Linked DNA regions of Homo sapiens: all the other regions are linked to region 1. The links are chromatin contacts, found by Hi-C or POLR2A ChIA-PET in ENCODE. All regions are on one chromosome and are shown on one strand. Each heading gives the region's core, a stretch centred on a gene start or an enhancer-like site at or near the end of the contact. The rest is flanking DNA. Distances are from core to core; before and after follow the strand shown. Region 1 holds the start of LINC00330 (long intergenic non-protein coding RNA 330). Region 2 has its middle 50 kb from the start of LINC00330. Region 3 overlaps LOC105370187 (a long non-coding RNA gene).

What was found. A loop is a pair of places that touch in the nucleus more often than their neighbours do. ChIA-PET counts read pairs that join two places held with the same protein, here RNA polymerase II (POLR2A). Pooled maps may share reads with other maps.
Region 2: a loop to region 1 is called in a map of DLD1, with 3 times the contacts of the local background. The contact joins the enhancer-like site here to the promoter of LINC00330 in region 1. A Hi-C loop is called at or near these places in 7 of 168 maps with a recorded cell type or tissue (Caco-2, Calu3, DLD1 and 4 more), 1 of 37 single-sample maps with no recorded cell type and 13 of 50 pooled maps. POLR2A ChIA-PET finds 5 or more read pairs at or near these places in 4 of 52 experiments (A549, IMR-90, PC-9 and 1 more).
Region 3: a loop to region 1 is called in a map of posterior vena cava, with 1.9 times the contacts of the local background. The contact joins the enhancer-like site here to the promoter of LINC00330 in region 1. A Hi-C loop is called at or near these places in 3 of 168 maps with a recorded cell type or tissue (A673, Caco-2 and posterior vena cava), 1 of 37 single-sample maps with no recorded cell type and 1 of 50 pooled maps. POLR2A ChIA-PET finds 5 or more read pairs at or near these places in 1 of 52 experiments (PC-9).

Annotation. Positions count from the first base shown.
Region 1 is chr13:44,807,702-44,811,783 of GRCh38, reverse strand. LINC00330 (long intergenic non-protein coding RNA 330) reads left to right here and starts at 2,154. Exons shown (of 3, transcript NR_038433.3): 1 at 2,154-2,375.
Region 2 is chr13:44,757,985-44,762,066 of GRCh38, reverse strand. No RefSeq gene overlaps it. Among named protein-coding and RNA genes, the nearest start is that of LINC00330, 50 kb to the left of the region's middle. Within about 2 kb of position 1,831, at least 15 of the 41 ENCODE cell types and tissues checked have a DNase peak (open chromatin) inside an H3K27ac peak, as active enhancers do; they include PC-3, PC-9 and mammary epithelial cell, where a contact is called at or near this core.
Region 3 is chr13:44,852,807-44,856,888 of GRCh38, reverse strand. The region is part of intron 3 of LOC105370187 (a long non-coding RNA gene); the gene reads left to right. Among named protein-coding and RNA genes, the nearest start is that of LINC00330, 45 kb to the right of the region's middle. Within about 2 kb of position 2,213, at least 14 of the 41 ENCODE cell types and tissues checked have a DNase peak (open chromatin) inside an H3K27ac peak, as active enhancers do.

The DNA of each region.
Region 1 (4,082 bases), core at 905-3,404:
CCACTGTTATTTTTCATAATAAACTTTGTAAAGTTATCTCACTCTTTAAATGTATGCAGCCATAACACAGATAGAAAATAAAATAGATGTGACTCATATTACCAACCATTTTATCTTTGACATGCTGATCTACAAATATTGGAAGTTTATTTATTATCACTGCAAGCAATACATTGTTTTTGCACAGTGTGCCCGTGTCTTTTCTAACTTTCCTCAGTGACACTTATTTCTGGAAGTGTTGGAAATTTAATTTGAAATTGTGTTATAGTAACTTCTCTTGAATCTCTCTGTTGACATCAGCTCATTTTCTCTATTTGATGTTTCAGGAAATAGCTCATCTCTGGTCTGGCCTTAAAGCTTTCCTTAACGAACAGCTTCAATCTTTAACATGTTTCTGGGTCTACTGGAGGCATTTTCATTCCTTTTGTTTTGGCATCTATATTCATGTTATTGTTTGGTGGTGAAATGACTCCTAAGTAAGTAGAATCAAAGGATGAACTTGAAGACTGCTGATTAAAAACATGGGCATGTATTAATAACAGAAGGTAAACTTCTAGGAGGTTATCCTAAGAGTAATCAGAGATGAAGTTAAAGATTTTCATTCAAAGATGTCCATCAAAGCCTTACTTATGACTTAATAAATAAAGGATTACAATACATCCAAATGACAGAACTGTATGTAGCTGCTAGACAACATATTAAAGAAAATATCAATTGGTATGGAAAATATTTATAATATGTTGCTAAGTAAAATAAATAGATCAGTGACCAAAAGACTTTATGTATAAACATGTAATTTTTGTAAAAAAAAATCTATTTAAATATAAAAGAGACATACATTAGAATGCCTGAAGTAGTCCTGGCAAGATCTTAAAGTGACCTTGAATCTGTTGTGTTTTTGTTTTCCAAGCTTTCCCCATGAAGCATAAATGGATTTTGTAATTAGGAGAAAAGTGCTATTTTAAAAGCAAAAGCCAACAAGAAAATACACCCTGACTTATTTTTCTTGTCACTGAGGAGACTTGGCTTTGCTGGAATTAAGATTATTGGAGGAAAAAAGAGTAGAAATCCTTTCAGTCAATGCTATCTGGGTTTGGTTCTGGGTTTGGAAGGCTTAGCATTTTTTGGCCATTTCTGTTATTTGTTCTGGCCGTGTGAGTAGACGTGTTTCTTATCATCCTCTAGATTCTTCAGATTACTGCCATTTTAAAGTAGTTTATAACAGCATGGCTACTCAAATCATTCAAAGGTATCAGATTTAATAGATTTGCTATTTGACTTAAATCAAAGGCTCTGTAATTGGTGAGCAAGGTCACTTGCCAGTTCCTGGGCAATTAGAAGATCAGGCTTCCTATATGTTTTTTCCCCTGTCTGCTTAGACAAGAGGCTTTTTGTTACCATATAAGTCTTTCATGCTACACTTGCAGCAGTAGTGACAAGGAATACTGAAATTTAGTAAAATGCTCACACCAGGCCACAGAGGGGAGGGTGTGGAAATGGTGTCTGTAACAGCAGTTGGCATGGTGCCAGGGAAAGACAGCTTGAGATGACAACTAGCACTTGCAGAACTGCTTTTGTGATGCCCATGTCCCAGACTAGCTGGAGAATGTGCCAGGGTGTGGCAGGGAGAAGGAGGCCTGGATGCTTCCCCGCATCGTTTACTGTGGTCCTGCATTTGAAAGAGATAACTACGATGGGGAAGATGGCAGTTGAATTATAGGGTAAGACATCTGAGCCCTTAAAACAAAATTTCCCTTGAAATACGGGGCTATGTTTGTCCACACTGTGCTAAGCTTCCCTACAGACATATATGGAGTGTCTTTAAATCAGTGGAGAACAGGTTGGGTGTGGTGGCTCACACCTATAATGCCAGCACTTTGGGAGGCCAAGGCGGGCGGATCACCTGAGGTCAGGAGTTCGAGACCAGCCTGGCCACCGTGGTGAGACCCCCATCTCTACTAAAAATACAAAAACTAGCCGGGTGTGCTGGTGTGCGTCTGTAGTCCCAGCTACTCAGGAGGCTGAGGTGGGAGGATGGCTTGAGCCCGGGAGGCGGAGGTTGCAGTGAGCCGAGGTCACGCCACTGCACTCTAGCCTGGGTGACAGAGCTAGAACTTGTATCAAAACAAAACAAAACAAAACAAAACAACAACAAACAGTTGAGAACAGACTCCACCTTGTAGGACAGTGGCATTTCTGAAAGTTCAGAACAATTCCCCGAGCAACTTTACCTCACAATCTCATTGGAACGGCTGCATCTGTGGGGCCCTGGGAGAGACTCAGCAGCAGACAGGGTCTCCAGAGCACACGACAAGAGGAAGAATGCATGAAGGTCCACCGGCAGTCGAATCAGCCAAAGCACAAGACAAACACAAGTAAGTGCTTACATTGTGTAGCTCGCACGAGAGCATGTGCTTTCCCAGGGTGGAAATGAGGGAGAAATCTTAAGACTGGTGAACCACTCACAGTAGAATGAAAAGTAAACACTGAGTCCTTGAGAAATTTCTGAATATCCATGAGGAAGTATTCCTCACTGGATCCACCTGACTGCGTTAGCGTTCCCTATTAGTGTCCCTTTAGCACTTGCAGGACTCTGTTCCTTACTTTTTTCACTCTATATAAAACATGATCTGCATTTTCTTCTTCTTTTTCTTTTCACCCAGGCTGGAGGGCAGTGGTGTGATCTTGGCTGACTGTGGCCTCAACCTCCGGGCTCAAGTGATCCTCCCACCTCAGCCTCCTGAGTAGATGGGACCTACAGGCGTGTGTCACCACATCTGGTGAATTTTTTTTTTTTTTTTTTTTTTTTTGCTTTTTGTAGAGATAGGGTCTCACTGTATTGCCCAGGCTGGTCTCAAACTCCTGAGCTCAAGCAATCCTCCTGCTCTTTCCTCCCAAAGTGCTGGGATTAGAGTGGTGAGATACTATACCCGGCCTGATCTACATTTTCTGGGAATGTTTTATCCTCTGCTATCTCGATCCCAGGTCCTTGATCTTGTGCCTGAAGTCATGGATGGACATCATGAGATTCAAGAATTCCCAGAAATTTAGTGTCACGTTGTGTAGGCATGTAAGTGATCCTCAGAGGAGCCCCTGACTCAAAAAATGTTGGAGCGCCACTAGTCTGTCTGGGTGCTATGCTTAGTCAAAAGAAAAATCTCATCTTTAATTTGCTTTGTACTAAGATTTAACATCCATTTGTTGAGAACTTACCAGGTACCATGCCTGGTGCTCTAATATATATTCTTTCATTTAATCTCCACCCAACCTAGATAGAGTTCATAATGTCACCTCCATTTTACTTCAGAGGCACTGTATTCACAATGGTGAAGTGACTTACTCAGGATGTCACCACTAATAAATGTCAGAGCTGTGTTGAGATTGGGCCTCTCTCTCCCCTGGATGCAAGGCCTGGACTTCCCCAAAACTTGGTACAAAGGGCAGGCATGGCCCAGGACTGTCAACATAGTCAGTGAAAAAAATCCACTGATTGACTGGCAGCGTGTGAAGGGGGTCATTGAAATATGGGTTATGGAATCCCATAAAAGGAGTCAATCTCTGTGGGCTTCCTGAAAACCTCAAACCCTGAAGGGCCAATCCTGCTCCCTCTCATATTCAAAGGATCCGTAATTGACCTGCAACTTAAAAAGACAGCTTGTCATATTATTCAGCCTTAAAAAAGGAAGGAAATTCTGACACATGCTACAACATGGATGAACCTTGAGGACATTGCACTAAGTGAAATAACCCGGTCACCGAAGGATAAATACCATGTGATTCCACCTATCTGAGGTACTTGGAGTAGTCAGACTCATAGAGACAGAAAGAAGAATGGTGGTCGCCAGGATCTGGGGACAGAGGGAGCTGGGGAGATACTGTTTAATGCATGCAGAGTTTCAGCTTTGCAAAATGAAGAGTTCTGGAGATTGGTTGCACAACAATGGGTGTGTACTAAATGCTACCAAACTGTGCTCATGAAAATAGTTAAGATGGTAAGTTTGATATGTATTTTGCCACCAAAAAAAATGAATATTTACAAAGACAGCTCATATGTTCACTTGCAGTAAAGTTCTATAGGCCCA
Region 2 (4,082 bases), core at 582-3,081, 49 kb after region 1:
CCAAAAGTGGATGCTGGCACCATGCTTCTTATAAGCCTGTAGAACTGTGAACCAAATAAACTTCCTTTCTTTATAAATTATCCAGGCTAAGGTATTATTTTGTAGCAACCCAAATGAACTAAGACAGTGTGTCATGGAATTTAAGCAAATGTCATTCCACCCCAAGCTTTGGGAAAGCCGATAACTTATATTCCCTGGGTTTGGGTAGAGCAGTTTCCAGGCTCTCAGCAGCAGAAGTAAGGAGACCTTCTCTTTCATCTAGAGTTTTTCCTGACATGTTCTGCTCTCACGTTCAAATCCCAGCAGAGAGAAAGAATGCCATTGGCCCATCTTGACCCAAAGTCTCTACCTTTGGAAGAACTCCCTCAAGGCCACAGGGCAGGATCACAGCGAGGAGACGTTACTACTAATCAGTTTCCAAGGAACAGAAATCACTGGGCTCTGGGGAAGCCACACAAAAAAGTGTTTAGTACAATATGCGTACCCGCGACTTTGGGTGATGCTGCAGCATAGAGCAGGTAGGCAGGAAGGAAAGCCAAAAATTCTCAGTTATTGCTTCCCTGAGACCATTATCCCCTTGTAACATTCCCTTTAAGTTCTCTATCTTCCAGATGGAAATTTCTGTCAAAAATACAAATGAAGCAAACTTTCGTAAATACATTCTGAAATATTTATGAGTGAAATGGTAAAATGTCTGGGATTTTTCTTTGAAATATTCCAGGGAAAAAGAGGGGTAGGACCAGATAAAATAAGAAGGGCAAATGTTGATGTTTGTTGGAGTGGGGTGACGGGTACCTGGGGGCTCATTCTACTCTTCTCTCTACTTTTCTCTATTTTTGAAAATGTTAGCTAGACTCAGTGGCTCATGCCTGTAATCTTAGCACTTTGGGAGGCTGAGGCAGGCAGATCACTTGAGGTCAGGAGTTCAAGACCAGCCTGGCCAACATGGTGAAACCTGGTCTCTACTAAAAATACAGAAATTAGTCGAGTGTGGTGGCACACCCCTGTAGTCCCAACTACTTGGGAGGCCAAGGCAGGAGAATTGCTTGAACCCGGGAGGCGGAGGTTGCAGTGAGCCGAGACTGGGCCACTGCATTCCAGCCTGGGTGACAGAGTGAGACTGTCTCACAAAAAAAAAAAATAAATAAATAAAGAAAAGAAAAGAAAAAAAAAGAAAGAAAGAAAATGTTTATTGAAAAGGAAAATGTTTATTGAAAATTGAAAACTACAAAGGAATTATTCTGTTTAACTAAGCTCCTTCATTAGGTCCTTTTAAAATGAATGTATTTTTCTGTATGGGTTTTTTTGGGCCATTTCCTACTCTCCTTGTCACCTCCATTATTTGATGTTTCCTGAAGGCCAGAATGACTCCATCAGTCTTACAAGTATGCACTGTGGTACTCTTATGGGTTAGGCAATGTCTCTTGCTTCCAGGTGAGCTCATAGCCCTGGTCGTTTTGGGTACTTGCCTGTGTATTACTTTCACCACTGGTTCTTTGCACAGGGTTCCACAAAGTGTTTCAGCAACTCTTGTTTCTGTGGTTGCTCTGTTGACCCTCCAAGGCTGACCCTTCTGTTGGGGGATGACACCACCCCAAGGAACAACTGGAGTGAGAACTCTGGAAGCTCTTGGGGCATTTATACCTGGAAGTGGCACATTTTCCCCAGCATCTGATGCCCAGCATTCCCTCAGACATTGGTTGATTGCCCTGCAATCAGGCCAGGTTCTAAAAAATACTGAGAACAACCTTTATTTTTGACCCAACGGGAAAGAAGAAACAAGAAAGACAGCTTGCTGTGGGCCCCAGATCAGGTGGGGTTGGCCAGGTCAGGCGGCTGGTGGCAGGTGCCCAGTAGTCTTTCTTTCCAGCAGTTCCATTAACACTTGGCAAGTTTCACTCCCCTTCAGCATTTGTAACATGCAACTGTTGACATAACTAATATTACCTCATTCTCTTAGGCCCCTGTGTGTTCCTTCGCCACTGTAGTCAGAACTCAGGATCTACACGGCTTATTTTCTGTATGTGCAGTGTTTGTATTTGGAAGGGAGACAGTTTAGCCTTCCCCCTCTGCCCCCCACCAAATCCTCTCACCAAAACCATGGTGCCCTCATTTTTTCCTTTCTGGATTGATGTTAAGCACTTAATGTAATTGCCTTAGGGAAAAAAAAAACAAAACAGCCAAAGATATATAATCAGCCACACCATGGCCTCATATTTCAAAACCTGCCTGGCTTCTTTTTAAATGCTCCTTTACAGGGTGTGAAATCACTCATGTCATGGCTGGGCCTCCTACAGCATGGGAGAGACAGACATCTCATCTTACTCCAGTAAGACAGCCAATGACTTGATTCCTCCTTCCTCCCTATCCCTCTTCCACTTCCCCGATCCCACTCCCAGCCTTTTACCCCATAGTTTCCCAGTCAGCCCTTCTCCAGTGGGCTTTTACTTTTAATTTGGCAGCTTGCTCTCTGATTCTCCTTTGCCTTCCATAAAGAAACCATGACTAAACCATTAGCACTCCATTCTCCTCCCAGTGTCAACCTGCACCTGGGCCTTGTCTTTCACTTCTGCTAGTGCCAGTGGTATTCACTCCAGTTAATTTCTCAGGGTGACTCCATTCCCGAGCCCTGGCTATTTTACCTACCCTCCCTGTCACCTGTCCACCCTTGAAATTCATTCTTCTGATGTAGCACGAACTGGGCTTAATGCAGATCCCTGCTTGTCTTCCCTAAGCGGCACGCCCCTTCTCCCTTACAGGGCCCTGAACAGCAGCGAGAAACACAGAAAGCTTTGGGCAGTTTGTTCTTGCTGATCTATTGTATTAGAGGGTGGGACCAGGAGTAAAGCAGAAATAGCTGGGAACAGTGAAACCTGTATCTAAATAAATAAGCCAACGGCTAAGCTAACGATATTCCATCTCTCATGCGGAGTCACAGTTGGCCAGTGAATATTAGTTTACTTTTACTTGCTGCGTACTCACTGGTGGAGAATGAGCAAGGCTTGGGTTGAGGAGATGTAGGCAGAGGGGAACATAAAGGCAAAGGGGGTGGAGAATCTATAAACCAGACAGACAGGCCTTAACTATGCTGTGTTGTGCTCATTTCCTGGCCCTGCTGAATCATCCCACCGCCACACAGGGTGAGCCAGAAAATCTGAAATCTGAAAATCGTTCTCTGCCTCTGCCTCTGCTCTGTTCTGTGTTTGGCTTTCTTGTCTGTATCACTTCTGTGATGTATATGTTGTGATATCCTAGGAGGTAATGATATGGCTATTATTGTTCCCTAGCAACCCTGCTTTCTAGAGAAAAATCAAAACACACACGTTTTGCTCCTCAATCTGACCTATTCCAATCAGTGTTAACTTTGCCCTGAGCCCTCTCCTTTGTGTGCACACACCCACTCACACATCCAATGTGCTGACCTCCCATCTCTGTGCTACGTTCTGGTTAATAACTTAAAATCTGAATATTATGATCTCTTTTCTCCATAGGCTATGAGTTAAGAGTTTGTGATAGTGAGTCTCATCAAGATGCTTATGGCTAGTTCAGAATGATTACAAATAAGAATACACTAAGGAGATCTAAACACCAGGCTATGCAAATGAGACATCTATTACCCCTTAGGAGATTTTTTTTTTCTGTTTCTCTAAAATAGAAAGCCTGGTTCTTTACTCTGGCCAGTTAGTTCTTTACTCTGTTCTTTACTCAGTTCTTTACTCTGGCCATACAAAGAATGTATGCCTTATAGATTAACTTTGATCTTTACCTACAGTTAAAATGATGAGAATTTCAAAATATGTTGAAAGGAAATACAAGAAAAGGTATAGAACACAGATGCCTAAGAGCTATGCGCCCTGCCAACTCCATTTGCCTAATCATAGCACAGTTGAGTGGAGACCTCTAACTACTCATTCATCCATTTCCTATGCCAGATATGGGAGAAACAGCAGTGTAGAAAGAAACAAGACAGGGACCCTCCCTACCCTCATGGAAAGTAGGGTCTAGTGAGGAGACAGACTTCAATAAACAAGAATAAATAATATATAAGACTGCAATTCCATGGGCGATAAATGCTTTGTTGC
Region 3 (4,082 bases), core at 964-3,463, 45 kb before region 1:
ACACATCAAGTACTTCCTATAAAAACTTAGCATCCTGCCGGGTGCAGTGGCTCACACCTGCAATCCCAAGACTGGGAAGCTCAGGCAGGAACTTCTCTTGAGTCCAGGAGTTTGAGACCCGCCTGGCCAACATAGGGAGACCCCGATTCTACAAAAAATAAAAAATTAGCCAGGTGTGGTGGCATGCACCTGTAGTCTCAGGTAGTCGGGAGGTTGAAGGAGGAGGATTGCTTGAGCCCAGGAGTTCAAGGTTACAGTGAGCTATGATCACACCACTGCACTCCAGTGTGGGTGACAGAGGGAGACTCTGTCTTGAAAAAATCCCCCAAACCAAAAAACAATTTAGCATTCTAAGTGAGATGTGCTATAAGTTGAAAACACAAATGAATTTTGAAAATTAGGTACAAAAAAAAAAAAGAATGTAAAATAAAGCATTGTTAGTTTTTATGTTTGTTACATGTCAAGATAAAAGAATTTTAACTATTTTGGGTGAAATAGAATAATATTACAGAAACTGATTTCATCACTTTCCTCCTTTTTTTAATAGGACAACTGGAGAATTTTAAGTTCCATTTGTGACTTGCATCTATTTTTTATTGAACAGCACTGGTTTAGGGGTTTTGAAGGAAAGAGAAAGTGTATCATGAAGTTAATGTTTTGACATGAATGTTACAGAACCGATTGGACTGAGCAGCTGGAAAGGGTAGAGGGCCCTCCTGAGAGAGGAGACTGCACAATGACATTGTGTAGGGTAATGCCAAGTGGGTTGGGTGTGCGGGAGAGCCCTGGGCATTGTGTTCAGGGAGCAGCTGTGAGAAGGGCTGGTCAGGACAATGGAGGGCTTAACATGGGAGCCTTGACCAGCCAGGCCAAGCGGGCTGTGCTTAGTCCAGGTGGCCCAGAGGGGCTGGGAGGCTCTTAGGCAGGGGGCACAGTGATAGGAGCAGCTTTAGTGATGTTTATCTGGCCTCAGTGTGCAAAATGGGACGGAGTGGGGAGAACCAGAAGCAGGGAGACATGCTGTGATGATCGCACAGTACTTCTGGAAGTACCCCGTGGGGTAGAAGGTGGGCTTCCTCTTTTCAGCCAAGACTCTAGAAAACAAAGAAACAAAGCAAACCATAAAAACTTCATGAGATTCTGGCTGGGCACGGTGGCTCATGCCTGTAATCCCAGCACTTTGGAAGGCCATGGCGGGCAGATCACCTGAGGTCAGGAGTTCAAGACCAGCCTGGCCAACGTGGTGAAACCTCGTCTCTACTAAAAATACAAAAGTTAGCCAGGTGTGGTGGTAGGTGCCTGTAATCCCAGCTACTTGGGAGGCTTAGGCAGGAGAATCGCTTGAACCTGGGAGGCGGAGGTTGCAGTGAGCTGAGATAGCACCATTGTACTCCAGCCTGGACAACAGGAGCGAAACTCCGTCTCAAAAAAAAACAAAAAACAAACAAAAAAAAAACTTCATGAGATTCTTCAATGAATTAATGTGGGCCTTATCCACATTCTGTTTCCTACAAACTACTCTTCAGTAAATCAATTTCCTCCCCTTGAAGTGTTTTTAAAAATGTTTCTATTTAACTCGTGTGCAGCTGCGTATCGCCTGGGCCTTGTCCTGGAGCCTGGGATGCAGTCATGTTAATCACCTTGTGAGGGGACCTGGTCAGTGTGCTTATCACTGGGCAGCCCCTAATCTCCAAAGAGAAGGAAATCCATGGAGTCAGCCACAGGAAAAACATATTATGAGAAGTGAATACTAATTACTAGAGAGGATCTGAGAAGTTCATGGATCATAGAATTGTAAAACAGCAAGGACTTCTAGGTATCATTCAATCCAACTTTCTATTTCATTGAGGAAACAGGCCCAGAGAGTTTGATGACATCTCCAAGATCACACAGCAAGTTAGCAGCAGAACAGCAGTTAGAATGTGTGCCTCCAGGCTTTCAGTAGCCTTCCACCGTGCCACATGGAATACTGTCCATTAGGAACATCAAATATACAATGAGTCAAGAAAGATAAGGTTAAACAAGGAGGAACTGTGAAAGCTAATAGCTGGGTCTGTCTATATACAGAGAAAGGTTATATGAGCACACACTGTCCTATGAATAAAAAGGCACGCGGCTTCTGTTCTCTCCAGTGTAGCTCTCTGGCATGTCATTGGCTGGTCCTAAATGGCTTGGGGACAGCTGCCCAGTGTTGGGACGTGAGGGAGGAACACTTAATCCTCATTAAGGAGGGGCTGCAGGGCGGAGGGCCAGTCCTACCACCTCCCCAGGAAGGTTTTCAGTGTCACAGCCTCTCCCTTCACAGGTTTGCAAGGGAGAAAAAAGGAGAGGACTGCAGTGGGAGAGAGGTGTTGAGAAAAAATAAGAGAGGGAGAATGTTGAAAGGTCGAGCTGAGGGCTTGGCTCAAATGTAAATGTTCAGAACATTATGAAGGCGCTTTAAATAGACCTCTCACAGGTGAACACAGTGACAGAGAAAAGCTGCCGGTACTCCAGGGAACTAAGTAAATAAGCACAGATGTCAAATATTCAGAGTTGGATGGGGCTGGGGTGGACCAGGAGCTCAGCAGAAAATACAAGAATGTCTTTGGTTTTAATTGCCAAGTCCTGTTCTATTAGATGGCACCTGAGGAGTTGCTCATATTTCAGGAAATATTTTCTGCTTAGGGACTTTCAGAGGAATAAGTGAAAATCCAGCCTCCACTCTGAACTAATGCAGTATCCGAGTCATGAGTAGGGTTCATAAATAGCTTGAGCTTTCTTGAGGGGTCCTTATGCCATTCAATGAATCTGCCCATCAGCATGTGTTTTATATATTTTCCTTGATAATGGAAACCCAATGATTATCATTAAATAATTAGAGAATCCTATATAACCCAACACATGACCCCTGGAAAAAAGCCACACGAGCTGGTGTCCTCCCAACCCTGCTGTGTTTTTCTCTCTGAGCATAGCATAAGTGGGCATAAAACAAGAGCAAAAACACAAGCAACGGCTATGTTTGGCTTTCGATTAGGCATTAAACCTCAGACAGTTGCTAAACTTCTTGAACTCCATGGCTTCAGTCCAGGTTGGAAAGCAGGTCAAACAAGTCAAGCTGAGTAGAGGATGCAATCTTTTGTTCTCAGCAGGCTTTGAAGTTTGTTTTAGGATTAATATTTAACTTTAGATCTTAACTATTTTATGCCTCAATTTCTCCACATACAGACAATACATAAATCTTGCAATGAAAGAAGATCACACTTTCTTGTAAATGTAAATAGTATAAACTCTTTCCTTTGGAGGGTAAAAAATGGTAGAGTTGGGGCTGTAGAACGGTGTGGTCCAATAGGGGTATAATGTGAGGCCCAAGCACAGGAGTGTTAACTTTCCTAATAGCCACATTTAAAAAGTCAAAACAAGTAGGTGAAATTAATTGTAATAGCATACATATTTTATTTATTAATTTTAACAGCCCATTTTTATTTTTGTATGTTAACATGGAATCAATATTTTAAAAATTATTAGTGAGATATTTTACATTCTTTTCTTTATACAAGTAATCAAAATATATACTTACCACACATCTCAATTCAGACTAGGCACATTTCAAGAGCTTCATAGCTGTATGTGGCTAGTGGCTACTGTATTGGGCAGGTGGTTCTAGAGCCAAAATGAATTGACTGAGAAACTGCCTGATCTTAAGCAAGTTACTTAAGCATCCTCAGTTTCCACATCTCTACAATGGGAATAAAATAATGATACTGTCTATCTTGTTGGATTTGTCATGAATATGATATGTGTAAATATATTTAAAACCTTAGATTTGATCAACCGGTGGCAACCACCATTATTAGTTATCATTCTTAGTACAAAGGATGAATGTGTTAAATTATCTCAAAATGTGGCGATTCCAAGCCAAGTGAAATTCAGTTGAATTTACAGCTTAGCTTTTTTTAAATGTTGGTGCAATTATTTAGTAGCCAAAACCAGGAAAATATACTTGAAATAGTTTATTCTATGATTTCATCAAACTTGTCATTTAAAAATTCATAAAATGGCCTCTCCCCACTCCCATGGCAAAAGGAAGTGAGAATAATTCT